Linked DNA regions of Homo sapiens: all the other regions are linked to region 1. Evidence: chromatin loops called from intact Hi-C (ENCODE). Cell type or tissue: gastrocnemius medialis. All regions are shown on one strand. Each heading gives the region's core, and the rest is flanking DNA. Links, peaks and the distances in the headings are about the cores only. Region 1 has its middle 470 kb from the start of CBLB. Region 2 overlaps CBLB (Cbl proto-oncogene B). Region 3 has its middle 340 kb from the start of CBLB.

Evidence for each region. Peaks named below come from ENCODE experiments on the same cell type or tissue, not always from the same donor. Only the 100,000 strongest peaks of a DNase experiment are listed, where the experiment ranks them.
Region 2: it touches region 1 in a loop (2.7-fold over the local background); 2 of 110 quality-filtered maps call a loop at or near these places.
Region 3: it touches region 1 in a loop (2.6-fold over the local background); 2 of 110 quality-filtered maps call a loop at or near these places.

The regions. Positions count from the first base shown.
Region 1 is chr3:106,335,305-106,346,053 of GRCh38, reverse strand. No RefSeq gene overlaps it. Among named protein-coding and RNA genes, the nearest start is that of CBLB, 470 kb to the right of the region's middle. In gastrocnemius medialis, for the core only: no CTCF peak of the experiment used is centred there; DNase peaks (open chromatin) are centred at 3,469 and 4,803; H3K4me3 peaks cover 1,189 bases; H3K27ac peaks cover 4,149 bases.
Region 2 is chr3:105,824,913-105,832,912 of GRCh38, reverse strand. The region is part of intron 3 of CBLB (Cbl proto-oncogene B); the gene reads left to right. Among named protein-coding and RNA genes, the nearest start is that of CBLB, 40 kb to the left of the region's middle. RefSeq lists a silencer at 3,910-3,959. In gastrocnemius medialis, for the core only: no CTCF peak of the experiment used is centred there; a DNase peak (open chromatin) is centred at 4,772; H3K27ac peaks cover 397 bases.
Region 3 is chr3:106,201,523-106,212,271 of GRCh38, reverse strand. No RefSeq gene overlaps it. Among named protein-coding and RNA genes, the nearest start is that of CBLB, 340 kb to the right of the region's middle. In gastrocnemius medialis, for the core only: no CTCF peak of the experiment used is centred there; no DNase peak of the experiment used is centred there; H3K4me3 peaks cover 637 bases; H3K27ac peaks cover 824 bases.

The sequences.
Region 1 (10,749 bases), core at 1,072-9,071:
CTTTAGAGGGCAGCACCAGGACCATATAAAAACCAACAACAAGGGAGATACCAGCTCCCTAATATGGAAGCCTTTTCTAACTCCAACAATGGAAAAGGTTGACTCATAGAGTAGTTGAACTTTCTGTGCATTCGGGCAGAGACTGACTGACACCATCCATCAAGTATGCTTTAATGGAGATTTTTTTTCACTGGGTGGCCAGTTGGAGTGGAAAACCTCAAGGATTCTTCCAACTCTTTTCTAAATATCTGTGGACAAGTTGCCCAATTCTCTGTGTAGTTAAAGTTCAGACAATTTATTCCAGTGTGAATCCGTACTCACAGCCAAGACTTTCAGCAGAGAATGTCTGTCTATTGACCACAATTCTAAGTTTAGCTGATTGCCCAAAACCTACCAGCTGCACTAGTCATCCAGTAAAAGGAAAAGTAAATTAACCTACTAAGCTATGCCTTTTTGAGCCATGCCATTTGATAGGTGGTATGTTCCCTCCTTGAAGTCTTAAGGAGTCATATGATCCGATTCAGGGCTTTAGCAATGTTATGTTTATCTTACGACACACTTCTAGAGCCTTGCAAATCTAATGCCACAATCCCACAGCTTGGCTCAACCACTCCATAGTTAGGATGGCAGTGATTACTGGTGAAGTGAGAGACTGCAAATCAGAGTGATTGAGGTTAGACGGTGGGTGCATGTGTGGAAAGAAAGTTTTATATTTCAATCTCATTTTATGAGCCTGGCTTTCCCTGTTAAAGATAGAAGCTGGGAAAATCTACTGGTGCAAGGGTAAAGCAATACCTTTTTGGTGTCACAGTTTCCTTTACAAAGGGAACTCATACATATGGGCCTCTTCCCAGACAAAATAATAAAATCTCTTGGTTTTTCCCACACCACCCTCCCTGTCATAAAAGGGAACATGAAAATGTTTTCTTGATCAACCGGTGTTTATCGAATGTTTTTGGTTCACAACACACCTAGAATATTATTGTCTTTCTGCATACACACTGGAGTGAACAGAAAAGGTGCTGGAAAACAAGAACTTTGCTGATTTTTAGCTAACCTGACTGCAACCTATTACAGATGAAAGACTAATATCTCAGCCTGTGTGGCAGGAAGATCATTTCTTTAATAAACCAAAATTATTATTTTTATTATAAAAATATTTATATTCAGCTCATGAGCTTGAACCTTATAAAATGGCCATTTATAGTCAGTTAACGGTAACTTCTTATGGTTCATCATAATAGAAAATATGAATTTCTAGAAAAGTATGAAGAAAAAAGTAAAAAAAAAGTCTCATCTCTATAGCTAAGGGATCAGATATTTTACATTTTGCTGTATGGTACGTCAATACTTTGAGTTTCCCCTACTCTTACATACATACATGTACTTTACATTATTTAAATCATGTCACAATGCATAATTTTTGTGACCTGTTTCTTTCCATTAATATTTAATAAGTACCATTTCCCATGTCATTCATTATTCTATAGTATGATTCTCAGTGACTCTGTCATATCCAGTCACATGGATAAGCAAATTAATTTAATTTAAGCAACTTTCTATGATCAAATATATGCCAATATTTAAACTTATGCTGCTATAAGCATACTTATAAGGGAAACTTTTACATACATCTCCGATTATGCTTAAGGTATTTCTGGATCAAAGTACGTGCACATGTTCAGACTTTTTTTTTTTTTTTTTTTTTTTTTTTTTTGAGGCTAGATCTCACTCTGTTACCTGGGCTGGAATGCAGTGGTGCGATTAAAGCTTACTGCAGCCTCAACTGGACAGGCTCAAGTGATCCTCTTGCCTCAGCCTCCTGAGTAGCTGGGACCACAGGCACATACCACCATGCCTGGGTAATTTTTTTTTTTTTTATTCTTAGAGACAAGGTCTTGCTATATTGTCCAGGCTGGTATTTAGATCATTCAGATTATTCACACATTGCCAAATCACCTTCCAGAAGGCTGAATCCACCAAGAGATGTAATCATGCATCCTTCTCACCAGCATTCTGTATTATCATTGTTTTAAATCTCTACTAATCATTTGTTTCTTATCTGGATTTCTCAGGGGAGTTTCATGGTCACTAAAGTCCTGTTATGTTTGGCATTTATGGTGACCTTTCCACTGGAATTTTAGGGATTAAAACACCTCAGCAGCCTGCTTAGTGCTATGCCCTTCCTTTCAGAAATTCCAGTCCATTGCAGACATAGATTGTGGTAGCTGCAAGTAGACAGTGACCTGCGTCTTTATTCTAAAAGGAGTTCTGTGTTTGAAATTATACTTCTTCAGCCCCTAATTAAACTTCACATCTAATAATGAAGTCGGGCAGAGGACCTACCAAGTGAGTGATAGTCCACTCATTATTAGAGGCAAATTCACTACCTCTTGTCAGCTGCTACCATGTTAGATAGAACCTTACTAAGTTAGAACAGATGCTTGGAAGTCCATGGCGTCTAGTGGAAAGGGGAGTAGTTAAAATTAGACAAGGATATAGCTTGTTGAATGTTGAGGAAATAAGCAGTTCTTAAAGAAGAAGAAGAAAAACCTACCTACCTAAAACATCTGAGGTTTTTTCCACTCCAGTGGCCAGTACTTGGCTAATGTGTAAAGAACATTAAAACAGTCTTCAATTCAACAAGAGGATACATTTTAAAAAAATTATTAAACCTATCCAATTATTTTTAAAAAGGCTGATTTGTGAAATAATGATTCTTCCAGAGTGCTCAGGCAAACTGATCACCCCCCTTTGAAACAATCACATGATACATACTTATGTTATTCACACTAATTATAGAAATTTAGAATTATTTTTACCAATTTGCCTCTACTACTAGCCCATGAGTTTTATTGCTAACTAATATTCATTAATATTATATAGGGAATGGATCATATGATTTCAGGGCTTCTCAGTTAGCCTCTTAATGCCTCAAATACTCTTACACGATTAGAAATGGATTTTTTATTTAAAATTGTAATACCTCTGGATAGCAACAGATTAAGTCTCATTAATAATTCAAAGTGAATGAATTATAAAATTTTCTTCTGGGAGAGGAGGATGACATGAAGTGGAGAAACTGAGTGCCTTTGGGCAAAGTATGACGAAAGAAAAAAGTGGAGGCATAGAGTCCTGAAGACAAAATTTGCTGACTACATATGTTGTTGTTCTTTTAATTTTTATTATTGTTGTTTTATTAAGGGTCACTTTTAGACGCAATTGATGTTCTGTATGATTTAAAGCTGCTCTTTATTTTTAAAAATCCTAGCTTAGGGCCATGATATTGTGGGGGAAATTAAGTTTTCTTAATTTTCCTACAGTCAATATGATATAAAGGTCATTCATTAAGCTCTGCCCAACTCTTTCACTTGTAAAAAGATCAAATAAAACTGTTTTATTAAAATAGCGGCAGTAAAAGCAAGGAGGAAGAAGGGATGGAACACAGGGTGTGGTTGGGATCCAAATGTTCCTGGCATTGCTGGAGTGAACTACTTTGACACCAAGTATTTAGGCTTACCAGTTGATCTAAATACAGTCTCATTCTCTCCCTCACTTGAGACTAAATATCATTCATTCTTTCAATCATTCACTTAATGAATATATGGTGGGTACCGAATCTATGTGCCAAGTCCTGCAGTGGGCTCTCAGGTTACAGCAGTCAACCAATTAGATAAAAACTCTCTGGCTTCATGTAATTTACATTAGAGTTAGATGTCCCTTGGAAAAATAGGATTAAACCCCAGATGGGTATAACTGTGGCAACAAAGGAAGAGGTTTTCAGTTTAATCCTAAAACAATCTGAATTTAATGAATCTAGTAAAATCTTAACTAGCAAAGCAAATGCCAGTCTATCCCAGAATTATTCTTCAATGTGGAGATATGTGAGAGAAATATATTCCTATTAAAGCCCTCTCTCAAAAAAAAGGCTCCAGTATTTAAGTGGAAAATGCGAACTGTCACCAAATTTAGCCGAAATTAGCATCTTGTCGTCTGAAAATTTTTCAGCCAAGGAAACCGCATAATCCAAATGCAACCATTTTTTCTTGTACTCTTTCCTAAAAATCTAACATTCATGCTGCCAATGTTTATGCTGCCAACGTCGTCAATATACTTTGCTGTAAGGGATTAAAGGCTGGATACAAATAATTTTCAATGAACAACTCTAATTAGCCACTAGAGTTGGCATATTTCCTGCAATCTGAAATTAGATCACAGAGTTGGGTTTTCATGAAAAAGCACTATTAACTCTCTAGACTTCCAATTCCTATTTGCTGGGGGAAATTACAGTTTTGAACTTTAACTGCTACTATCTGAAGAAGTCTGTAGTCAGCAGTAATAAAAAGATATGTGGAATCGGACTTTCAGTTTGCTGCTTTTCCACTGGTGGGACTTTCCGAAATAAACCCAGAAAAGCAATATCCCTGGGAGATATTTCAGCAGATTTTTTAATAATAAAAGAAGAAAAACTATTTTAAAATGTTAAAAACACAAAACTTTAAAATTATTTATATAATCCTCTGTAACAACAACAAATTTTTTTATCTAACACTATCCACCGATAGATGCATGGATATTTCTTAGACCCAGTTTTGAATCCTTTCCACTAGAGGTTTTTCTCTCGGTGTGCCCCTATTGTTCAGTCTGGGAAATAGTGCACATGCCTCTATTAGGTAAGTGCTTGGGAAGGGCTGCTAAATAACATCTAATGCCATTTCGCAGCAGCCCGAGGCTGCGTCTTTTCACAGCTGTGCCATTTCAAGGCAGCATGTGCGCTTCATCACTGACTCTTGCATTATAAATAAGACCTGAGGTGGATGCTCCTGTTTTAGACTCCTGTCTGCTGTCATCAGCTGCTGTAGGGCCGATCTGCTGATAGTTAACACACCAGATGTCTGGTACAGCCATGTACACTTCTGGAGCTTCATTTGGATAAGATTAATCATTCTCCTTCACTGATTTCAATGGAACAATAAAAAAGATGGAACAAAGGGATTGAGGCATAGAAAATCAGGGCAAGAATTTTAAAAGAGAGAGTATATTATATTTCACTAAAGTAATAACTGTTCTTAACTATTGGAATAATTTGTATTTTACTAAAAAGTCTTCTGTCACACATACTTTCAATAATCTATAAATAACTTTTCACCTTAGAAGGTATTTGATATAAATCTTTCCAGAGTGAACAGGATAACTTCAAAAGTATACACACCAAGATTGGTGTCTGGCCATTGATGGCTGACTTTTTAAATTAAGATAAAGAAAATGATATAGTTTTTGCAATTTACTTTCCAAAAAATTATCTTTAAATTATAAAACCTAAAGTGCAATACAAATTCACTGTACAAATCCTGAAGGTTTGAAGTTTTAATTATTTAAAAAATCATTAATTATAACAGTGATAAAACAATTGACTGTGTTTACTTTCACATTTTTTGTGTGTATCAGATTTTTAAAAACGTTTAGTAATTATTTGAATATAAATGGTGCTTTTTCCTATGCATTTATAACTTTTCTCTGAATATTTGGGTATTTAAAAAAATATATTTTTCTAAGGCAGAAAGTTGACAAGTTTTATTGCTATTAAACAGAGGAGAAAATTGAGGTACCAAAAAAAGAGAATCTAATCCTTTTTTATAACTTAGTAATATAGACATATTAGTTCTATTTATTTTCTAAATAAAAATATTAATGAACAGGTACAAGTTGAGTATCTTAAAGTCGTCAGCACAGGTTAAAATGTAGAACTGAGTTTCAAACCTAGAATTTATCCTGTTTTTTTTCTGAGCATGAGAAGACAATTTTGTCATTAAAAATTAAATTTAAAGAAGATATAAAGAGAATATAAAAAGCTTTAAGTTGAATTTAATATATGTGTGTATACATATATATATATATACACACACACATATATATATGGAAGACTTCCTAACAGATATCTTAATAGTGTTTAAGAAAATTAAATAAGTTATGTTATAACCAGGTTGGATTGTGTTCTTCAGCAAAACAGAACCAGTTGTGTATGTGTGTGTGTGTATATATGCACACTTACATATATTTATACAAAGATATTTGTTTCAGGAAATTGGCTTATGCACTTGTGAGGGCTGGCAAGTCCAAAACTTGTATGGCAGGCCAGTAGGCTGGAAATTCTCAGGCAAGAGCTGACGTTGCAGTCTTGAGGCAGAATTTCTTCCACTTTAAGGAAACCTCAGTCTTACTCTAAAGGCCTTCTAACTGATTGAACGAGTCATACCCACATTATTAAGGGTCATCATTACTCAAAGTCAACCGCATCTACAAAATACGTGGTCACAGCAACATCTAGAATAGTGTTTGATTAAATAACAATAGCCCAGTTGACACACAAAACTATCGCAAAGGACAGGAAATGCCTCTTCTGCATGTTCATATGAACATTGTACTCCCACAGCATACTGGCACACTTGGTGAAGAAACTAAATATTATTTGAATGACTTTAGTTCATCAACCTACTTGGACAGTAAATCTTTCATTTTAGAAAAATTGTTCACTATTGGCCTGGTGTGGTGGCTCATGCCTATAATCCCAGCACTTTGGGAGCCTGAGGCAGGTGGATCACCTGAGGTCAGGGGTTTGAAACCAGCCTGGCCAATGTGGCGAAACCCCGTCTCTACTAAAAATACAAAATTAGCCAGGCGTGGTGGCGCACGCCTGTAATCCCAGCTACTTGGGAGACTGAGGCAGGAGAATCACTTGAACCTGGGAGGTGGAGGTTGCAGTGAGCCGAGATCGTGCCATTGCACTCCAGCCTGGGCAACAAGAGCAAAACTCCGTCTCAAAAAAAAAAAAGAAAGAAAAATTACTCGCTATTATAATGCCACTCCTTTTCACTTAAGCACACAACTCACACTTTCATGGGAATAAATATATTCTGTGAAAATCAGAAAGATAAAATTGGGCTTCTCATTTGAAGAGAGGAAACCTCCCTCCAAATGGTCAGGTCATGCCCTCACCCTGTGGCATAGCTTAGTGATCAGAACTGGAGTTTCTAGGTTTGTATCCCACTTCCGGCATTTCCTTGCTGTGTGATCTCAGTATCTTTATCTGTGAAATGGGGACACTGATATTCAGAGCTTGTGGTGAAGAGTGCCTGTCTCACAGCAAGAGCTATGGAATTGTTAGATAATACTATTTCTGGAGGAGGAGGGAACAGCTGGAAATTCTTCAGCTTGTCCTCTCCATGCCACTGAAATAAAGCCATGTATTGCAACTTATGTTTCTGAGCCTGGTAAACAAAGTTCGCAGTACTCAAATTTGGCTCTGTGGGCTAATGTCAGTCAGGAAACCACTGGTTACAGATCTTAGTGAGATAAGTACATAATGCCACAGCAATTTGATATTGCTGAGATATTTTTATTGTATTGTATGAAAGTGGCATCCCGCAATGGGTTAGATAAACAAAACAAAATAGACAAACAAAACGATTGGTTCTTCACCACGTCGCAAATAGTTTGGGGAGAACTCATCTCGGAAACCCCTGTTGGTAAAAATTTATCTCCAGGTAAAAATTTAAATGTTAATTTCATCAAAATTCAGTATGTTATCTCCTCCAGAAAAACAATAGTTGGGGTTCCTGCCATTGGTTTGTAGTGTGCATACACGTGCTTGGTAATTGTCTGTTTGGGTATTTGTCTACCTAACTGGAGTATGAGACTCTGACATGCAGAGTTCCTTCTTGTCTGGGCTCCCAGGGACTGGGATGGTGATTGGCACACTTCTATCTGGTGTTTGATAACTATGTTTCCAATGAATGAAAGCACAGATAAGTGACAGGAAGAAAACTAGTCAAGGATGGGAAAATAAGCTTGTTATTTTTCTGATCTATAATAGGATGAGTGAGAAAACCTAGCAATATTAATAGAGTAATAGAAAATATTTAGATTATATTGTCCCTTTTAGATGTTGTGTATGCTGTAAAACATACACTGCCTTTGACTCTGAGTATAAATTTTTAGTAACAGTTTTGAATGACTGAGCCATGACGTAAGTGCAGGTTGGAGAAAGAGAAGAGATCTGCTTCAGGAGAAATTCACACTTTACAAATTAAATGATTGGAAAGATGCCATTTGTTTAATGAGGAAGAGTTGTTGCTTCCAGTAGCATTTGTTGACACTCATTAAACATAAGAACAAGAGAGAACCACCAGGCGCGGTGTTCACGCCTGTAATCCCAGCACTTTGGGAGGCTGAGGCGGGCGGATCACAAGGTCAGGAGATCGAGACCATCCTGGCTAGCACGGTGAAACCCCATCTCCACTGAAAATACAAAAAAAAATAGCCAGGCTTGGTGGCGGGCGCCTGTAGCCCCAGCTACTCGGGAGGCTGAGGCAGGAGACTGGCGTGAACCCAGGAGGCGGAGGTTGCAGTGAGCCGAGATCACGCCACTGCACTCCAGCCTGGGCAACAGAATGAGACTCTGTCAAAAAAAGAAAAAAAAAAAAAAAAAGAACAAGAGAGTTTATGGAAACCATAATTGTATCAGCGTGATAATTATGAGAATGTATTTGGGTCATTTGTCCCAAAACTAAAAGGACAAGGAACATCATACTAGATTTCTGCATGAGGCTTTGAGCTGGCATCAATGACTCAATAATGCTTTGTTAGGATGAGTTTCTTTCAAAGAAGCATGATGTTTTCTTCTGGCATGTAAGGTGACATTTCTTTTCCTGACTTCTTGAGAAAAAAATTTTTCCCATAATTGGCTAGGTTTCTGGCCATCAGTCACGAGTCCCTGATGCCATTTCACATCATTTTCATGGTGCTGTGCTAACACATCATATTGACTCATCATGAAACACAGACCTAGGAACTAAAAAAAAAAGCCAATAATTATTGATCTTTCAGGATGAGTAATTTGTATTAATACTGGAAAGATCAAAAGAAGTGTGTTCACCTAAAACTTACTTGGACTCTTAAGGAACAGTCAAGAATTCTTTGTGGTTTCTGGAGTAGAAATAATATTATTTACCAGGAGACATAAGAAAACTTAAAGCAAATAAAAAAATCCCTACTTTTTATCTTCCTAATATGACAGCAAATTGCCACCTATGTCTACATAGCATTAAAAGAACTCATATATACTGGGGTCTATTGTTTCTCTGGCATGATGTCATGAAATACTAAACGCCATCACGATTGACAAGTTATGTGATTTGTGGCAAATTATTTACAATCTCTGAGCCTCTATTTTCTCATCTCAAATAGGAACCATAATACATAACCTGTAGCATTATTGTGACTTTTAAATGTCACTTGAATGTAAAGTGACTAGCATTGGTTCTAGCATTTAGTTCCCCAACAAGTGCTGATTTACATTCTTTGTACTCTCCTACTGATCCTCCTTTGAAGTAAGTTCAGTTTCCTTTCAGATTTCTAGTTGTCTACTTGTCCACATGTTTGTAGCTCAGTAGTTGCAGTGAATTCAAATAAACATGGCAGAACATATTTTAAGTTTGATATAGTCTTTTTCTCCATCAGGTCATCTGGGTCTTTTTTTGAGGCTGTTGAAAGATGATATTGTTCATTCCTTGAATCCACTATTCAAGGATTGCCAAGCCAATATCAATAATTCAACTTCCTGTCCACTCCCAGTTGACATACCTTAACTTAATCCCACTTTAAAAAAAATCAAAATTTTTGTTTGTTTTCTTTTCCAAATGCATTCTTAAAAATGTGAACATAAAGCTTGCTCTTTCAATTTTAATTTTCTTCCAACCACAAGAAAAAGAAAAGGTGATGTCTATAAGAAATACTAAGTCTAAAAATGGTGTGTTTAGGAAATTACTGTCTAGATCTCCCTACTTAATTTCCATATATATAATTTCACAACACATTTATTGGTTTGATTTTCATCTATCTTGTTCTCTTATTTCCTAAAGGGCATGAGCTGATTTGGCCAGTTTTATGTGGCTATAGAGAGTTGAAAAAGTATCCTAAGTTCATGTAAATTATTTTCATTCCATTAAAAATGAACAGGAATATTCTAGAGTTTCTTTTATATATACTAGAAGAAACATTTCATGGTGGATAGAATTAGAGTTTTGCCACAAGGCTAAGTCATTTATACATGGAGGTGATAGCAGCGATGGGAAGATATGAACCACCTACACATTTTGCTTTGCAGAAAACAAGCCTGCAGTGTTCTAAATGTTTATGTCCCTACAAAATTTATATATTAATATCCTAATCCTCAATGGATCGTTTTAAAAGATGGGTCATTTGGGAGATAATTAGGTTATGAGGGCAGAGAATTTATGAGAGGGATTAATATCCTTATTAAAAAAAAATAAAGGTCCCAAAGAGGCCATCCCTCCTTTTATGCCATGTGAAATTACAATGAAAAGACAGTCATCTGTGAACCAGGAAGTCGGTTCTCACCAGATACTCAATATACTAGCACCTTGATCTTAGACTTCCCATCCTCCAGAACGATGAAAAATAAATTTTTGTTATTTATAAGCTACTCAATTTATGGCATTTTGTTATAGCAGCCTGAACAGACTAAGACAAAACATTTTCCATATGAGCTAGGAGGACAGTTATGTAGAACCTTGGGAACAGAAAGTTTTAAGACGTACACATACACACGCACACACACACACACACACACACACACACACACGCTCAATTTCCCTCGAATCAAGCTCCAAACAGCTGAAGCACTCTGAAAGTCCTTAAAATTGTATGAAAATGGTAATACCTTAAACA
Region 2 (8,000 bases), core at 1-8,000, 510 kb after region 1:
CATTATTTTATCTCATGGTATTCTGCTGTGTTCTTTCCAGTACTTGTCACAGTTTCTGTTTCTTCGTTTTCTTCACCACTGTCACCACAGTGCCTACTTCATTTCCAACACGGTGTAGGTACTCAATACAGATTGAAGGAATGAAGGATAGATAATGCACTCATCTTGAGCTACATCCTATTTAGTGAGCACCATAAAACTTGGCAGGCATTGTTAGACCTTTATATGGACAAGAGCTTTGATGGTTCGTTTTTGTTTTGTTCAGTTTTGTTTTCTTTCTGGAGATGGAAAAAGAAATTTAATAGTGATAAAGCCAGAGAAACTTAAGCTGGACCTGTCAATCTGGTATGGTTGAGAGGTATTTATTTTAATCAGCTGTGGATTGTATTTTCATGTGACATTTTAAAAAGGATGAAAAGGGTCTTACAGCCACATGCATCATTCTTTTGCCTGCTGATCCATAATTAGAATCAGCATCTAGAATCTGTTTTTGTATATAACTGAAGTATCAGAGTTACAAGTAAAACCACTTTCCACGTTATTTGTTGTCCATTAACTGCTGAAGATTAGCATATTTAAAAGTTTTACTGAGAAGCACATAATTGGAACCTGATGTTTGTTATTTATCCTGATTCATGTTATATTTTCTTCTTAGTGGACATTAAAATTTCAAAATTGCTATAACAGAGGTGCTGTTGGGGTAGTTTCTTAGTTGTATATGGGTCGTATATTGTATATGGGAATCTTTTTATGGTACACATCTGTTTTCATCAAATAGGTGAGTAGTATTCGGGCATTACCTTATACCTTCTTTAAAGAATTTTCATCCATTGCTTTAATAATTATATTATGCCAGCTCTATTTAATATAATTAAATTTTTTTTTAAAATTTCCTGTTGTATCAACCTGAAACTACTTTGACTAGCATTTTGGCTGCAACCTTCTTTTCTTAACTGTTCAGTATCCCTCTGTGTATTTTTATTTGGTTCCCTTAATTGGAAATAATTTAAAAAACATAATGTGTGACTTTCTTGCTTACTCTTGAATAACATTTAAACTTCAGCCTCACTTGTCTAATTTCAGTTCTGAGGTATGTTCTACTTGTTGCCTCCTCAAATTGCTTTGCCTTCCTGAAAAGTTTTTCTTTTGATTCTACATATTTTCAGGGGAGGGATAAAGATCTAAGCATAAATATCACCTCCTTAGATGGGTCTTTTTTGACCATCCTATCAAATAGGTTGTCACAGTTAGTATTGTGAATATTTTCTGATGATTTATTTTCTCCCCCAACAAATTTTAACTGTCTTTCAAAGTATAATTGAAGTTCTCATTCTTGAAGCATTTTCTGAATAATCAAGTGCTAGAACTTGAGCATTTTTTAGCTTTTACTTTTTGTCAGAACATTGTAGTTGGTGGTGTAGAGACAGTTCTATCTTGATGCTTCAGGTTCTCATTTCTACTTGAGGGAAGCTCACAATTTTCAGGAATCACGGAGGATGGCATTTGAGCCCGCCTGGCGGTCTGAGCCCACCTGGAGATCCCCATCCTTTCAATGGGGAAATGTATTTGAGCTATTCCCCAAGCTAATGCTCAGGTAGGAGATACAGGCAGGAAAAGATGTCATGGAAGATATTTTAAAGGAATGGGAGTATACGCCTAGCTTAGAATACAATATGTGAAAGCATATTGTATTGTGGTTCTTTGGTGCTGGATATCTCAGGAGTGGAGGAATTGAAGGATTGTGTTTTCATTTTTACACTTTTTCTCTTCTGCTCTTCTGATTTTTCAACCATGAACATGGTTATGTGTATGGTCTGGTTTGGGGGAAGTATATATCAGAAAAAATAAAACAAGAAAGGAAGTTACTCTGGTTACCATGCAATTTCGTATTTAAATGACAAGGTTTTGCATTTTGGATATTTCATGTCAGCCGTGTCTCCTCAGCTAAGTTCTAGTCACTTAGAAGTTTGGTGTCACTGAATTATAATTTTGGTGCTTCCCATGTTTTATATTTACACTAGACTACATGCTATATGGACAATGTGCAATCAGTTAATATCTGAATGAATGAATTGACCAACTTTTGAGAACAGAGTTTGACATAAATTTGGTGGTTTTTGGTTCATTGTGCTTTAATTGAAGGAGAAGTAGACATTGTACTTCACATTAGGCTACTCTTTAGATAAGCTTTCCATTACATGGCATGTGTCTTACTTTCTTACTTGATAATGGCTCTGTTTCTGAAATTATATAAACAGATTTTTACTGTTTTTAAACTTTACAACTTAATATTAGACTGTAAATTATTTACTTATTTATTGGAAACAAACTTTTAGATACAGAAATTGGTCTTTTAAGACAACAACAAAAAATACCTAGTTTTTAATCTGGCTCCTGTCTTTCATGACTAAGTCTGACTGATCTTTCTTGTTATATGATGCTTTATAAGATTGATTCTGTATCCGGGTTACCAACGCTTCCTGTAACAGAAGAAAAACATTCAGATCCTTATAGTGCTGAGTCAGGGGAAATTATTACATACAACAAAGGAAAAGTCTTTGATAGGAAATATTGCTTCTGGTAGGAAATTAAGTACAGAGTACAAGGATCTAAATGTCTGTCATATAAACAATGGGCAATCTTATTAGGCAATTTTGGACACCTATTACGTGGCTTTATTTATTTATTAATAGTAGGCTTTTCTCATCATGGTTCATGGGGATTTGTAAGGTAACGATACCCTGGACAGCCTTCCAAGATGTTTTGATGTTGGCAGCAATGCATTACTGGGGCAGGGGCAGGGGAGGAGGTAGAAAGTGTGATAACTCTGCATCACTCCTTCTTCTTTGTTCTCATTTATAACACCTAAGGCATTGGAATTCCCCAGAGTAAGAATTCTAGTGAAAAGGGAAGCAAATAAAATACATCTGACAGTTGGGATCCTTGGGTTTATACATGTGCTGACTAATTACATATGAAATGAGATATCCCCTTAAATTAAAACTATTTGAAGATACCACTTCAAATATATGTAATAGATGATTTACACTTCTTATCATGGCTTTCAATAGCAAGAATTTCTCTTGCAGTAGGATAATTAACTAGAAATATAAAGAAATGTTTCAAAAGTATAATAATGTAGAAGAAAAATAGAAAAATTTGATTTTGGAAGAAATCTTCCTCCATTATTATGAAGATAGCTGCAGTTTGGTTTTTTTTTTTTTTTTTTTTTTTTTTTTTTTTTTTGGGACGGTCTTGCTGTGTCGCTCTGGCTATGGTGTGGTGGCATGAACACAGCTCACTGCAGCCTGTACTTACTAGGTTGAGCCATCCTCCTGCCTCAGTCTCCAAGTAGGCTCCCAAGTAGGTGGGACTACAGGTACATGCCACTATGCCTGGCTGATTTTTAAATTTTTTGTAGAGACAGGGTCTCGCCATGTTGCCTAGGCTGGTCTTGAACTCCTGGGCTCAGGCATTTCTCCTGCCTTGGCCTCCCAAAGCGTCAAGATCACAGGCATGAGTCACCACACCCAGCTGATAGCTGCAGTTTTGTGTGTGAGAGTTGATCTTCTTGCCTTTACTGTGACAAAACATCTTTATGGAAAGACAAACAGTATTCGTTACGTTTATTTTACCTGTGTATTCAAGAATGTTTATTTTTTTCATAAGCTACAAAACCAGATTAGAAAAGTAACTTGTATTTCCTAAAAGGAGGCATATTTTAGGAGCTATATGAACTGGGCATTTTTAATTTTTTTTCATTACTTTGGGGAATATTTCAGGATCTCATCAGCATTCATTACATGGGAGGACAGGGGATTAAAAAAACAAAATTGATTGTTAATGAATTTTTTTTTTTTTGTATTTAGGAAGAAGAAAGACTGTAACTTAAAAAGAATTGTGGCAAATTATATATGTTAAATATTCTGGTCTAGAAATGTGGTATAGAGGTTCCCTAGAAGCTTCTGTTCCACTGTGGTTAAAATGTTTTCTCACCTTCTTGAACTGTCTTTGTAGGTGATGTCATGAAATGTCCCAAGAGAACGTTGTATAAAACTTCCTTTGACCTTTCTGGACTCAGGGCTGAGCTCCTTAGACCTACAGTTTCTTGTTAAAATCGAGTAGGTTGTGTTTGAAAAATAAAGTTTATTTGTAAAATTATTTCAGTTTATATTTTATGTATAATCATCTCTCTTACAAATATATGACTCAAGGAAAGATAGTATTTTGCCCTAGGGTCAAGAGTGAAATTATTTAAACTTATTAGTGCATATTTATTTCTTTTCTATTTTATGCTAAAAAAATGTGTGGAACTAAAATTTGAAAAGATACTTATTTTGTTAGTTTAGAAAATGTTTAGTATTTCATATAATCTTAACTTTCAAGTATTTTGGCGTCTATCTTAATATTTTCTCCTTTAAGAAAAGACAAAAATTAAAAATCTTATTCTAACTTAGTTTAGTCCACTCAGTGAAACAGCATTTAATATTTAATGAAAATTGTTTTGTCGTTTCCTTTGACATCTGTATTAAAGATTGCTAATTGCCTCCAAAATCCATTTTGTCCCTTTCCTATCATTATATATTTCCCCATTGTTATCCATCCATAGTAAAGATAGCATTTCCTGGGTTCACATGTTGCTGATGTGGCCCTGTGAGCAAGTTTTGATGAATTGGATGTGAGTAGAAGTGAGCTGTGCAGCTTCTAGATCATGCCCTTAAAGGGAAGCCACATGCCCGCTCATTCCCCTTTTTCCTGCTCCCTGCTGGCTAGAATGTGAACAGGGTTATGAGTCATCTCAACCATGTGAAGGAGGGTGATGGAACAGGGATGGGAGAAGGAGCCTAAGTCCTTGACTTCTCCATAGACTAGAGCTGCTTTGCTTAGGCGAGAAGGAAATAAACATCAGCATCAGATAGTATTATTCTGTCACACTTAGCCAAAACTGTGTATAAAATACATTACCATGCTGACAGAATTCACCATTTCTGCTGTGTTTTTTTGAGGTTTAAGTTTCAAATTTGCATAATATGTGAAGGCATTTTCATGTGAAATAAAACATTATTAACTATATCTTGTTTTCAGAGCAACCACTGGATTCATGCTAATACTGCTTTTATATTACAGTTATTCAGTATTAAACCATTTTGTGACTATCTGTAACTGTTAGATGTATGACCCATTTGAGGCGTAAACAGAGTGCTGTCTCTTGATAATCTAAATTTCCTGTCTTAAATTTTTGTGTCTGCTTTGCCTCCCTTTCTTTGTCTTCCTCCCTCATGTCTTTCCCTCCCCTTTCTGCCTTTGGCTAATGTCTGGGCCAGTGCTGGTAAAGTGCTCCCTGGCCAGTCCATGGGAGTTTAAGGACCTTAACAGAGACCAGGTTCCTGGCGTTACTTCTGAACACACACACACACACATACACACTGGTAAAATTCAGTTACTTGCTTGGGGAGTTTATGAGTTTATATTGTAATGGATGGAAAAATGCCCTGTGCTTTGCAACCTTTTAGACTAAGTAATAACACTTACAAGAAATTGTGAGTGTTATGGGAACCAACTTCTGTGTGGGAGATGGGTACGAGGGAAAAAAAAAGTTTCATAATGATGAATGAGAAATTTTCAGAAAGCATTGTTTGGTTTGTCATTTTCAGTCCAGAAGGTTACTTACGTCATTTACTCTGGGGATGGAATATAGCTTCACTGAATGACAGCATTTGGTTCCAAGTTATTTAGTTATGTTTCATTGTGTTGAAATACCCTACCTTTGCCAGAATCGTTGTAAACTATGTGTGAAGCTCTAGGTGGGGAAAAATTGAAAGGAGCGCCATATTATATTACAGGAACAATTCATGTCCTACTCTTGGTTTCCTTTCAAAGCCCTGTATTTGTGGCTGTGCTAATAAATTCCATCACATTCATTATGCATAGCTGTAAGTGTATGTAAATACCACGCATCTTGCATTTTGAAGAAAACCAGGGAGTGAACACACATAGTCTTTCTTGCCTGGGATTCATTTATTTTTTAAAATTCATTTTATATATGAATGAGAAAGTTGAGGGAACATTTCCTTTCATACCAACATAGAAAATCCTCTAATACCACATCCCCTGTCTCCTGGTCCTGGGAGCAGTAATGGGATTTTCTGGGTGCATTTGCATCATGTGTATCATTGCTTTTCTGTTTATGTTCAGAAGCCTTTTCTGCCAAGGCTTCCACAATCTTCTGACCCCAGCAGCAGGTACATCCTTGTAGATGTCAGTGTAAGTCTTTATATTATGAAGAGTATTTGAGAGAATGGTACAAGAGGATGAAAGGGTGAATGGAAGTTGGGGGCAAAATAATGGAGGGCTAAAGAATATAGATTTGATCTTACAAAAGCTGTCGAGAAACCATTGTGCATTCTTAAGCAGTGAAGTGGCACCATTTAAAATGCACATGAATGATTAGTCTAATATAGTTTGTCTGACGGCAAAGACTGGAGAGTGGAGTAAGAAATTTGTTGGATTTTATACCAAAAAGCTAAAGTGTTTCTAGGATAGCATGTCTTGTTTAATATTTTATCTTTTTTCAAAATGGAGATCATGTTTTATACTGCCTTGTTATATGGTTTTATTACTTCTTTATGAATGACTTAATAGAGCATTTTGTGTATGTGGTAAATATTTGTATGTTCGTTTCTCTGATCAAGAAGCTAATGGATTATTTTGAAGTATCTACTATTTTGTAGCACTACATGAGTTGTACAATTAACTTGAGTCCCCATAAACAAAATTGGGGACATGCTGGATCCATGTCATGCTGTCATGCTGGAGCCGTGTCATGCTGGAGCCATTTCAAACTCCAGTGTGCTTGACGTTAAATTTCAAAAGTCAAGGAAATTGTTGTTAAGGAGCTTAGTTGAAGCTATCTTTTCAAGAATTTAATCTACTAATTCATTTTGTTTAATTTTTAGGAATTTGTATGTCATTAAAATACTCTCAAAAATGCTGTTCTGATTTGAAATGAAATACGAGTATAAAAATTGGGGTCGATCTTTGGTACATTGTTTATTGTACTGGAAAATGAATGCTTAACATTAGTCTGTGATAGTGATATCATGCTATTTTGTATTCAAGCCTTTATATGTTTTCATCAGGAAGAGTCAGGCAAAAGCAGACAAAAATTTCAACTAATGGCAAAGCACTTTGTACCTTTAAAACAATTTAATGAGGAGTTGTTTTTACTCTAAAAGCTGAGGCAAGAGATACATGGCAGTAAAATCTGCTATTGTTAATCTACTGTAGTCTCAAATTTTTATTCATTAATTTATTTATTCATCAGTTCCTTCAGTGATATTTGTTGAGCGCCTACTCTGTCCTGGCACTGCTGTAGTCACAGAGGACAATTATGAGTTACTGAGCCTGACTCCTCTCCTATATGGATTAGAGAGTGAACATAAAATATCAGGAAAACTAAACAGTTTTTACATTTTGCTTTGAATGTTTTTTTACTTTCCTCTCCGCTTCCTTTCCCCCCTTCTCTTCTTTCTCTTTCCATCCCAGGTCCTCCTTTTTCTCACTATCTGAGAGTCGGAGGAAACAAGGAGATGGGAATTTGGAGTGGAAGATAGGTTTAAGGAGATAGTTATCCCACTCTGGTTCTAAATTCTTGCACAATATCTGATATGGCATTAGCTGAAGAACCATGACATGATTGATTTCTTTTTTTCATCCCACTAGTATATGTTACAGGCTCTCAGTGTGCCAACCTTGTTTGAGACACAAAGGATTTAGTAGTGAATAACCTAGATGCAGTCCTCATGGAGCAGACGCTGTGATGGAGAAGGTAGACCACAAGGAAATCAGCATATACAAACATGCTATAATTTCAGTTAGTGATAAATCCTATAAAGAGGAATAATCTAGGATAGGAGGAGAGAAAAGGAGAGATGCCTTTATAGTAACGCTCTAGGTACTCTTCTGATTACACTCTAGGATTGTGTATATGGCTCTCTCAT
Region 3 (10,749 bases), core at 1,515-9,514, 130 kb after region 1:
TTTTAGAGATTTTTAGGCAAATAGTATAAGATAGAGATATAAAGTTCAGGCTTTGAAATAGAAAGACTGAGATTAGAATTTTAATTTTACCATTATTAGCCTAAGTTTTTTCATCTGAAAAATAGAGATAATACAAACATTAGATTTTGTTGAAATTGATGAACAAATGTAAATTGTAAACAATTGGTGAAGCAACAAATGTAAAATGTAAAAAGATGAACATCAATTGTAAAAAGTTGATAAACTAACAAAAGTAAAAAAAATGAACTAACATAGTGCTTTATGTGTAGGAGTTTCAATAAATACTATTATAATCAAAGCAAGCTGTCAGAGACCATCATTGCTTTTATCTGAACAGAGCAAAATATCAACTGCTAGAGCTCTCAGATTCTTCCAAGATCCATCCTGTGCAATTTTCAGCAGTTTGCAACCCAGTCACAGGCTTCCTTTTTCACTGGACCTTAGAATCCATTCAGATCTCAACTTGCACAGGGCCACACACCCCCTGCAAAGATGCCTGAGCTAAATTTCTACTAGCCTCAGCAACCTTACACCAATGCTATCCTCGAGCATTGAACAGTTCTCTGGACACCTGCAGCGAAGGTAGTTTTCAGCAGTTCTGGTTGAAAATCATTTTCACATTTCCATTATTTCGGGATTTTGTCTGGTTATTATCTCAGTGCCCCTCCTATCATGGTATTCTTATTTTTCATGTTCTTGACTCAATTACTTCCTTCCAAGTATTTCCATTGCACTGACTGAAAATGCATACAGTTCTATTTTCCTTTTTACTACCATTTATCGATTTCCTGGAGTCTCATTTATATTTATTGAAATACATGAATCATGTCTCATAATTTATCTCACTTACATGGTATCATGCAACTTGGAAGTAGAGATCATAAACTAGTTTCTAAGGATTCTGTCATCCTGAGTACTTTCCATTTCTACCTAGATGACCTACTTGATAAAACGGCTTCACTATTTCTTGAAGTCTACTAACTCCATTCAACTTCACCCATGCCTGCACACAAACTGGAACCCAGATTTTCTTATTACCTTTCCCTAGCATTCTTTCTACTTCACAAAGTTGCCTGTCTCCAAAAGCAGTGGCCGATTAAATGAAACCATATATGTTAGGCAACTAGCTCTGTTTCTGGCATGTTAAACAGCAGCTAAAAATAAACTAGTCAACTTTTCCCTCCAGTCTCAATTTCGGTAGGTGAACATATTCCTCCATGCAACCTTAAATTACATATTTAAATGATACTACTCAGAATGTCATATATCATGTAGGAAATTGTAAACTTGCCATTACAAATAATAGACTATACTCAAAACAAAACAGTTATTATCCATTCACGCATATCATGCTTATGTCTGTTTCTTTTCTTTTGTGAAAATAACTTCTTACTTTTCAAAATATGTGATTATGCAAAAGTTTCAAGCAAAATTTTCATATTTACCTTCAACAAATAGATCCTGTACTGAGTCATTCTGGGGGATTAAATAATGTTTGGATGTGATTTGTAGTTGTTTACTTCAATCGAAAAAATAATTTGTAATGTTTACTTTTAGAATCAAAGTTAGAAATATCCTTTAAAGTTCATCTAGACCTGTTCAGTGTTCTAAAACAGTGACAAGATGGTCTTTAAAATGAAGATCTGTACCAGTGACAATAGCCTGTTTCCTCCCAAAATCTTTCAGCGTAACACTGCAAAGAGCATTAGTAGAAAGGAAAATACCTAATTTCTACTCTCTGATGTAATCTTCATCTTTATGTGAAGAGCACAAAGATGACTTAGTGTTGCCACAAGAGTGTTCCCATCATATCTCTCAAGGGATGATAAACGTCAGTTGTACTCACCCCGAATTATATTATTTTTGGCTTCCTTCATAAATCAAACCTGAAACACTATTGATGTGTTATTATAAAAGAAAATATATAAACTAGGGAAAATATTAGCAAATTGGAAATTCTCAGCATATTGCAATATGTTTAAATGCCTCACTAGAGACTTACCTGGAATTCATGTTATTATGATTTGTTTTTATGTTCTTGTTTTCTATTCATCGCCTATTGATCGATTGACATTTCTCAGTCATTGAAAGGCCTTGCTCCTGCTCATGCTCGAAGCATGAGGAGAAAACAAACAGCAATTCACCATTCTTCTTGTTTTTCTACCTAATAGAAGGTAATGGGTTTTTCTAGAAAACTGGTTCTTGCTGGCTAACTTTCTACCTAAACGCCATGAGCTTTCTTTTAATCTTTAAGGCTCATATAATTGTATATTCAGTAGGATAAAAAAATTTGAATGCTTTTGATGGACTTCCAAGGACATGAACTCAGGGATATTATTGATGTTTTCATCTTTGCCATATCCCTGATTCCTTTGTACCTTGTACATGCTTTTGACATCTTTAATGACCACTAAAATCTCTTCAAATACAGTACATTAATTATATGTATATTCCAATACATTTGGTTTTTTTATGGCTATTGAAATACTGCATGTTGACGTGGACAATAAAAGTCAAATGGGCATTTTTTTCTCATGGTCTAATAATAGTGAAACAAGAAGTTACCACTACAATTTTAATTGTTTAAAGTTACAAATTGCATGCCTTACATTCCACTTAGGCAGTCAACATTTGTAGAAACTATTAAAGTCATTGTTATAGTGAATTTTTAACTTTGAATATATATAAGGAGAAATAAAACAACCAGTGAAAACATATACAAAGGTAACTCTTGGCTGTCTTTCTGCCCTGTTCACATCTTCCTTAGCACCTAAGAAAGTAAAGTAAGCTATATGGAATTTGTGCCCCTGTAGGTAAAGCATGAAGAAAAATTCTCTCTCAGTCTCCAAGGGATAAAATAATGTTTGAGAGAAAATATATAAAACTCTCTCTAATACCTCAAAGTAACTGAGCAAATTTTTCTTACTTTTCTTCTCCTTTAGTTCAGATTTTTTGAAAGAAAAGTTAATCAAACTAGGAATTATATAGTGAAAAACAATTACGTTTTTCACTTAAATGATTTTAGCTACTACAAATTCATCATGTTACCTCTAGTATGTATCACTGCACTGACATTCCCAGCAGATGGCAATGTTAAGACTTAATGTTATTGTTTGATTTATTATAGGTATGCATCTATATTGGAGAAATGAATGCTAAACAAACGAGGTATTTGTTAATAAAATTTATTTCATTCTCCCTTTTTTCTTTGTTGAATTTATACATGTTTATATCATTTTTTAAAATTAAGTTTGGCATTAACTTCAAAGAAAGTAATGGTTATTATTCAAAGAAAACCACTTAGTAATATCATTGTTACCAGTGGTTAGAAAAGCCTCTTTTGAAGTAACTGACTCTTGAAAGCCTTAGGAAGCACTTAATATAAAATAAGATTTATATACAGTCCTGTAACACATAATAAAATAAAAACACAGGAGCTAATTAGAGATTGCTTATTAAGAATACCAGAAACAAGGAAATATGAAAAATTATCTGCAAGAACTATGTTCCCAAGACTTGAATACTATTAAGAAAGTGAAATGTAAAAAAAAAAAATTACTTACATAAAACAAAGGTGATAAAAAAAGATAAAAGAAAAACAAAGAGAATCGGTTAGTCAAGTCTTTTCTACCTTAAGTTTATTTCTCTGGCCAGCAGAAGAGTTCCCCTGCAAAATGATTATGATTTCTGTTTGTTTTGGTATTTAGTAAGCAACTGTTCCCAAGATAAGATTATGATTTACACCAGTACTTCTTAAAATGTGGGTCTGCGGAATGGTGTTGCTCCACAAATTATGTGCTACAAGTCAGAAACAAAGTCAGTTATAAATTTAGAACAAGCAGTCATAGCAATTTGGCAGCGTAACTTTGTTGAATCTGAGAGTAAAAAAACTAGGATATATATTTTGTATTTCTCCGTTTTATTCCATTTTTCTGGTAATTTATTTTTAAAGTATTTTACAAAAACATTAATCCAGAATGGATTGGAAAGAGGCAGGGGAAAGTAGCCCTTTATATGGATGACTTTAAAATCACTGGTTTATCCCTTATACTGATATCTTTAGAATGATTACAGATTTTTCTTCTTTGCACAGTCATGCCTATGAAGCAGGAGCTCATTCTTTTGGATGCCACAATTTTTCCTTTCCATTGATCCAATAACATTGGGCCAAAAAGCAGTGAGGTTATATGTCATACTGAAGTCATACAGCTGACAGTGAGATTTTTATATGTATTAGCCTATGTCATTTTCATTTCCTGGTTACTGAAAATCAAGCTTCCTTAATGTTAAGAATGGCCTGAAGTCACATTGAATTATAGTGTATTATACCTGAGATGTAACCTTCTAGAAACATTTAGTAAGCCTCTACTCGATATTACACAATGTCTCAGTCTTCAAAATAAGTTCAAAACCCTGTTTGGAACAAAGATAAATCCACTGGAAGCAATTATTATTATTATTATTATTTGAGACAGGGTCTCGCTGTGTCACCAAGGCTGGAGTGTAGTGGCACCATCTCTACTCACTGCAACCTCCACTTCCTGGGCTCAAGAGATCCTCCTACCTCAGCCTCCTGAATAGCTGGGACTAGAGGCGTGTGCCACCACACCTGGCTAATTTTTGAATTTATTTGTAAAGATGAGGTCTTACTAGGTTGCCTAGGCTGGTCTGGAACTCCTGAGCTCAAACCATCTGCCCACCTCACCTCCCAAAGTGCAGGAATTGCAGGTGTGAGCCACCACACTCAGCCTAGAAAAAATTAAACAATAGAGATGCCACAGTTAAGTGCTAAAGTTTGTGCTGCACACTCTAAGTAGGAAGGGAATAGAGGGAAAAGGAAACCAAGTAATAACCACTAATTTACATGAATGTAAGTTAATGGATATGATGTCCAGCCTGATGGTTAGCACATGGCAGATACTCAACACTATTTCTATTTTGTTTGTTTTTAAAAAGGGCTTGATCAGGGCTCTCTTTGAAAGGATGAGAATACTTCATAAAGAAAAAAATGAAAATTCCATACAAAAGATTGTGCATTTGTAATGATGATCCTTATGATACTCTGAGCATTCATTCAGGGGAACAGAGAGGAACAAAGGTGGGAATGAAGAGAGAGTTCCGTAGATGATATTTTGTTTACTGTGATCTATAACCTCTGGTCTCCAAAAAAAAATTCACAACCACTTCTATGATTAAACTATTATGCTTATTTCAATATTCCCCTGTCTTTGCAACAAAACTATTCAGCTTGTGACATGGAATAAGATACAGCAATGATTCCCATTCTCCTTGAATGGGAAACGGTAATGATGTGTTGGGTTTTTATTGTTTTTTTTTTTTTTTTTCAAAAATACAACGACTGATGTAAGTGATGACACAAGTAACCTAATCATTTGTTTCCTTCCAGTTAGTTTAACCAAAGTGGAAACTATGAAAGAGAACACAAATAGTAATCATTATTTCCTGTATTTCAGCCTTCCTCAGCTTCTGTCTGTACATTAGCAAAGTTCTAAGGGTTTCTAAACTTTCATCTTTTTCCTCGCTTTGTAATTTGAGCTTGATTGCTCCCTCTCTGCTACGGAAGAAAACATATTCTATAATCTTTTTAAAAACATGGTAAACGTATCATTCTATATAAAAACAATCTGAATAATAAAAATAGAGGTCTATTTTATTTCCATTTCTCCTTCCTTTTCGTTTCTGCGGTACAGATCATGCCTTTGTATCTGACTTATTTTCCGCAGGTAAACCTGGCCAGGCCTTGGCACCATAGAATAGAGTTTCCTTTAAAAGCTGTCAGGCGTTTCCCTGACAAATATATACTTGTAATTGGATCTCTCTGCTTTAGTAATAGTGATTCCAGATGGCTGCTTCTAGAGGAAGCAAGAATTTCCGGCTCCACAATGGTGTGGTTAACAGAGCTCTTCCCCTAGCCGCTCTTAAGTCGAAGAACTGTGTGTTTCGAACTTCCTGATTGATCAAGTATTATAAGAAGAGTTCAGGTTTTAGACAGGTTCCTTTGGGGGAGAACTGTAGTTGAAGCTCTTACTGCTGCAAAGATGCCCATGAGGAAAACACAAAGTGAACTTTTCTCTCAGCACCAGTTAACAACCAGTGATTGTTAACTGTTTGGTCTCTTGTGCATCTATAGCAGAATATAAATAACGTTCATAGAGTTCAAGTCCTGAAGTTCAACACATGGTACTCTAAAGGATGTTAGGTAAAGTTACCAAATGCATAAACACATTAACAGCAAAGGACATGTGAGTTGGAGATTAAAGCTCAAGCATAAACTTGATATCAGTTCTTGTCAGCTCCTAAACTATTGCATAGAAAACACTCTTTCTAATCCAATTTAAGTCTTGCAGAAAGCTTAGAAGGCTAGAAAAGCAAGTATTTTACATCTATTTTATAGATGATGAAACTGAGGCTGAAAATTTAGGCGATAGAGACAGGGTAAATGTGCATCTGTATATTCCTATTTCAGGTCTCCTTCGTAAGCACTAGGCTGCCTCATTACATCAGCATCAGGGGAGGGATGAGCAGTGAAAAAAAAAGTCCTGATAAAAATAATGATGAAAAAAATAACAATAATAAAGCCACAGGTAGGTAGTTCTTTGTGCATTAAATTTGACGGTCTAAAACTTCCAGTTCTCTCCAAAGACCTATTCTTTTTTTTTTTTTTTTTTTTTTTTTTTTTTTTTTTGAGACAGAGTCTCACTCTGTAGGTCGTGCTGGAGTGCAGTGGCGCTATCTCGGCTGACTGCAAGCTCCGCCTTCCGGGTTCACGCCATTCTCCTGCCTCAGCCTCTGAGTAGCTGGGAATACAGCCACCCGCCACCACTCCTGGTTAATTTTTTGTATTTTTAGTAGAGACGGGGTTTCACTGTGTTAGCCAGATGGTCTTGATCTCCTGACCTCCCAAAGTGCTGGGATTACAGGCGTGAGCCACTGCTTCCGGCCCGAAAAACCCACCATCTTGGCCGGGCACGGTCCCTCAGGCCTGTAATCCCAGCACTTTGGGAGGCTGTCGCAGGTGGATCACCCGAGGTCAGGCGTTCGAGACCAGCCTGACCAACATGGTGAAACCCCGTCTCTACTAAAAATACAAAAATTAGCTGGGCATGATGGCACGTCCCTGTAATCCCAGCTACTTGCGAGGCTGAGGCAGGAGAAAAACTTGAACCAGGGAGGTGGAGGTTGCAGTGAGCCAAGATCCCACCATTGCACTCCAGCCTGGGTGTCACAGCTAGACTCTGTCTCAAAAAAAAAAGAAAGAAAGAAAGAAAGAAAAACCCCACCATCTTTTATTATTTACGACTATCTTAATTTGGTTCTTGCAAAAGGAGACCCTTAGACAAGATTTTGGGTGTAAGTAGTTTATTTGAGGAAAATACAATGAGAGGGTACAGAAGTAAAGCACAGAAGAGAAGAGGACCAATAAAAAGTGCATCAATAAATGGAGTTACCCATTGTCTGTGAGAAGTTCTGCATGAAGGGACCCTGTGAAACAGTGCATAAAACAAAACATAATTTTCTCACTAAGGAGAGAGGAAGCTGGAATGTTATACATGAGCTCTTGTTTCTCATTGCCTGAAGGTTACTCATGGAGCATTAACTCCCTGGCATTTCTGGTTTGACTCCTCTGTACGGACAAAGAAGGCTCAAAGGATATACAAAACTTTTATGCAGAGAGAGAAATAGAAAGCCATAGTGGATGGGGGAAGCTTCAAAGAAATAAGGGAATATGAACAGGGTACCACCAGCATTTGCTAAAATTACCTGGAAGGAAGTTGACACGAAAGGGTGCTTTGATGAATGTGAAATATATTACAACAGTGAGTCAGAGAAGTTGACTTTTCTGTTTCCTTAAATATTCGATATGAGTGTGTGTGTGTGTGTGTGTGTGTGTGTGTGTGTGAAAGAGAGATGGTTAATTTCATGTGTCAACTTGACTGGGCTAAAGGTTGCCCAGATAGCTAGTAAAACGTTATTTCTTGATGTGTCTGTGAGAGTGTTTCTAGAATAGATTAACGTTTGAATCAGTAGACTAAGTAAAGAAGATTGCTCTCACCCATGAAGATGGGCATCACTTAATTTATTGAGGGCCGCAGTAGAACAAAAAATGGAGCAAGGGATAATTTGCTGTCTCTGATTGATCTAGGACATCTATCTTCTCCTGCCCTAGGACTTCCTGCTCCTTGTTCTTGGGCCTTCAGGTTTGAACTGGACTTATACCACTGACTCCCTGCTTAGACTAGAACTATATCACCATCTTTCCTGAGCCCCCAGCTTTCAGACAGCAGATCATTGGCCTTCCTAGCTTCCACGATCAAGTGAGCTAATCTTTCATAATAAATCTCTTTCTGTATGTGTTCATATATTCTATTGGTTTTGTTTGGTCTCTAGAGAACCCTAATACAGCATGTATGTGTGTGTGTGTGTGTGTGTGTGTGTGTGTGTGTGTGTATGTATTAACTTCCCTCAGTCAGATTTTATCCTACCACATCTTTTCAGTGCAGAGTTGTTTCAGTGGTCCAAAATTTTATGAGATGTCGAATTTTTTTCTATGATCTGAAACTATAATATTCTAAAAAATTATTGATGATGACCAGTGGAAAACAAGAATAATTTTATGAATAAACAATTCTCACAAAATGAATATAAATCAATGACAAACATAAAAAGATTAGTTTCATAATCAAAAACTATGAAATTTATCAAAAAGTTACACTCTATTGAAATATGGTGAGATTAAAAATATATTTATAAGGAGTATTTTTCGATAACAGAAAAATTATGGTGTCATGTTGAATTTTTAAAAGATTCAAAATTATATATTTAATTTCATATATATATTATGTGTGAATCTGTGTGTGTGTGTGTGTGTGTGTGTGTGTGTATGCCTGGAAGTAATTACACTTGAGAGTAGGTTATTTTAATTTTACTTCTGTGTTTATTTTCTACAATTCTATTTCTTACAATGACAATGTGTTATTTTTATACTCAGAACAGTTTTTAAAATCAAAATCAGAAATTTACTATATATGTATAATTTCAAACATCCTTGCATCATCTTCAATTATTTTACCTTCCAGAAAATTACCAAAACCTTTTTCAACTTACACATGTTTCTAATCTGTATCCACTGTTTGGATAACATCATTTGAACAAGTTGTACTTGTGGGATTTGGCAAATAATCTATATTCATTATGTTTGCCCTGCTCCATTTTTATGAAGTTGACTTTTACCTTTTCAGGCAACAAATTGTAATTGTTCAGCATTTCTCCTACAGAAGATTGTTTTATTTGTTATTGGACTTCTCCATAACTTTTAATTCATTTTTACAGATTTGTAATCACAAATTAATATAGAATTACAGGCTTAGGCTCTCTAAAGCTTTATAAAATAATTGTTTCATTTATATATTCATTTGTTTACTTTTTCTCTCCAAGGTAGAATGAACTACTACCAATGTAATGTATTATTATCATTTCCATAAACATAAACTATCTTAATTTATTAAAACTGTACTTAATAAAATTAGAGAGGGTGGTATATATACTAGTATGTCAAATGCAATGGACTTGACAGTCAGGAATTCAGTTTCTAGCAAGAGCTGCATTAACTCAAATGAACAGGATCAGTAGATATCTAATTACTTACCTGTTAATGTGGTCCTATACAATGCACTCAAAGCAAAAGTTTTCCTAAGTGCTTCTAACTTCAAGGACATCTAGGAGACAAAGTAGAATTTTCCATAAATTATGTAGGTTACATAGCATGGCCCTATCAACTTGTAAAATGTTTAGAATTCATGAAATATATAAATGCTACTATATTAGACAGGTCATGGCCATGAGTGCTCACCACAGCCTCAGATTTATTCTGGTAAAAGCAATAGCAGATCATTCTTTACATACAGATACTATCATTATGATATCCACTGAATGGCGTTGAGGCGAGGGCCTAAGTTATAAATAGCTATTTGTATGTGCTGGCATAATTACTACCAAAATGATGATTAACAGATTAAAACATTTCTACTCTCATATCCTTAGAATTAGATACACACATGTACATGTACATGCACAAGTACAGGCATATGAATATCATAAAACTGAAAAATACCCAGGAAGAGGGTAGGTAGATGCTACGAGGCAGTAAAGCCACGATTAAGCAGAAGTAGCAAGATGGAAGGATAGTAGATCCAAACACAGAGTGAAGCAGAGGCAGAAAAAAAGCTAAGTGTCAAGAATGGTCCCATTATGTAGTGACTGCTGGGCTACTATAAATGTGTAAGAAGTACAGGTGTATGAGAAGTATCCCTGAGTAATCAATAAGCCAAATCTAATGACCAGAGACAACCTGATATAACAGCTGTTGCCTGCAATCAGGGCCCTACACTAATTTAATCCTTGAGTTATACTATTATTATGGATAATAAATGGTTAGAAAAAAAGCCACAAAATTTTCAATATATGGGTAAAGAAACATAAGAATATATGTGATTTCATTTTATTTGAAATAAACGTATTTACACTAAAATTCAACAAAAGTCTATTTTAATACTGATGTTTAGATATAAGATTATACTTATTTATAGAATTGGAGTTAAAAATTTGTGGCCCTGTGTGTTAGTCCATTCTAGCATTGCTGTAAAGAAATACCTGAGATAGGGTAATTTATAAAGAAAAGAGGTTTAATTGGCTTATAGTTCTGCAAGC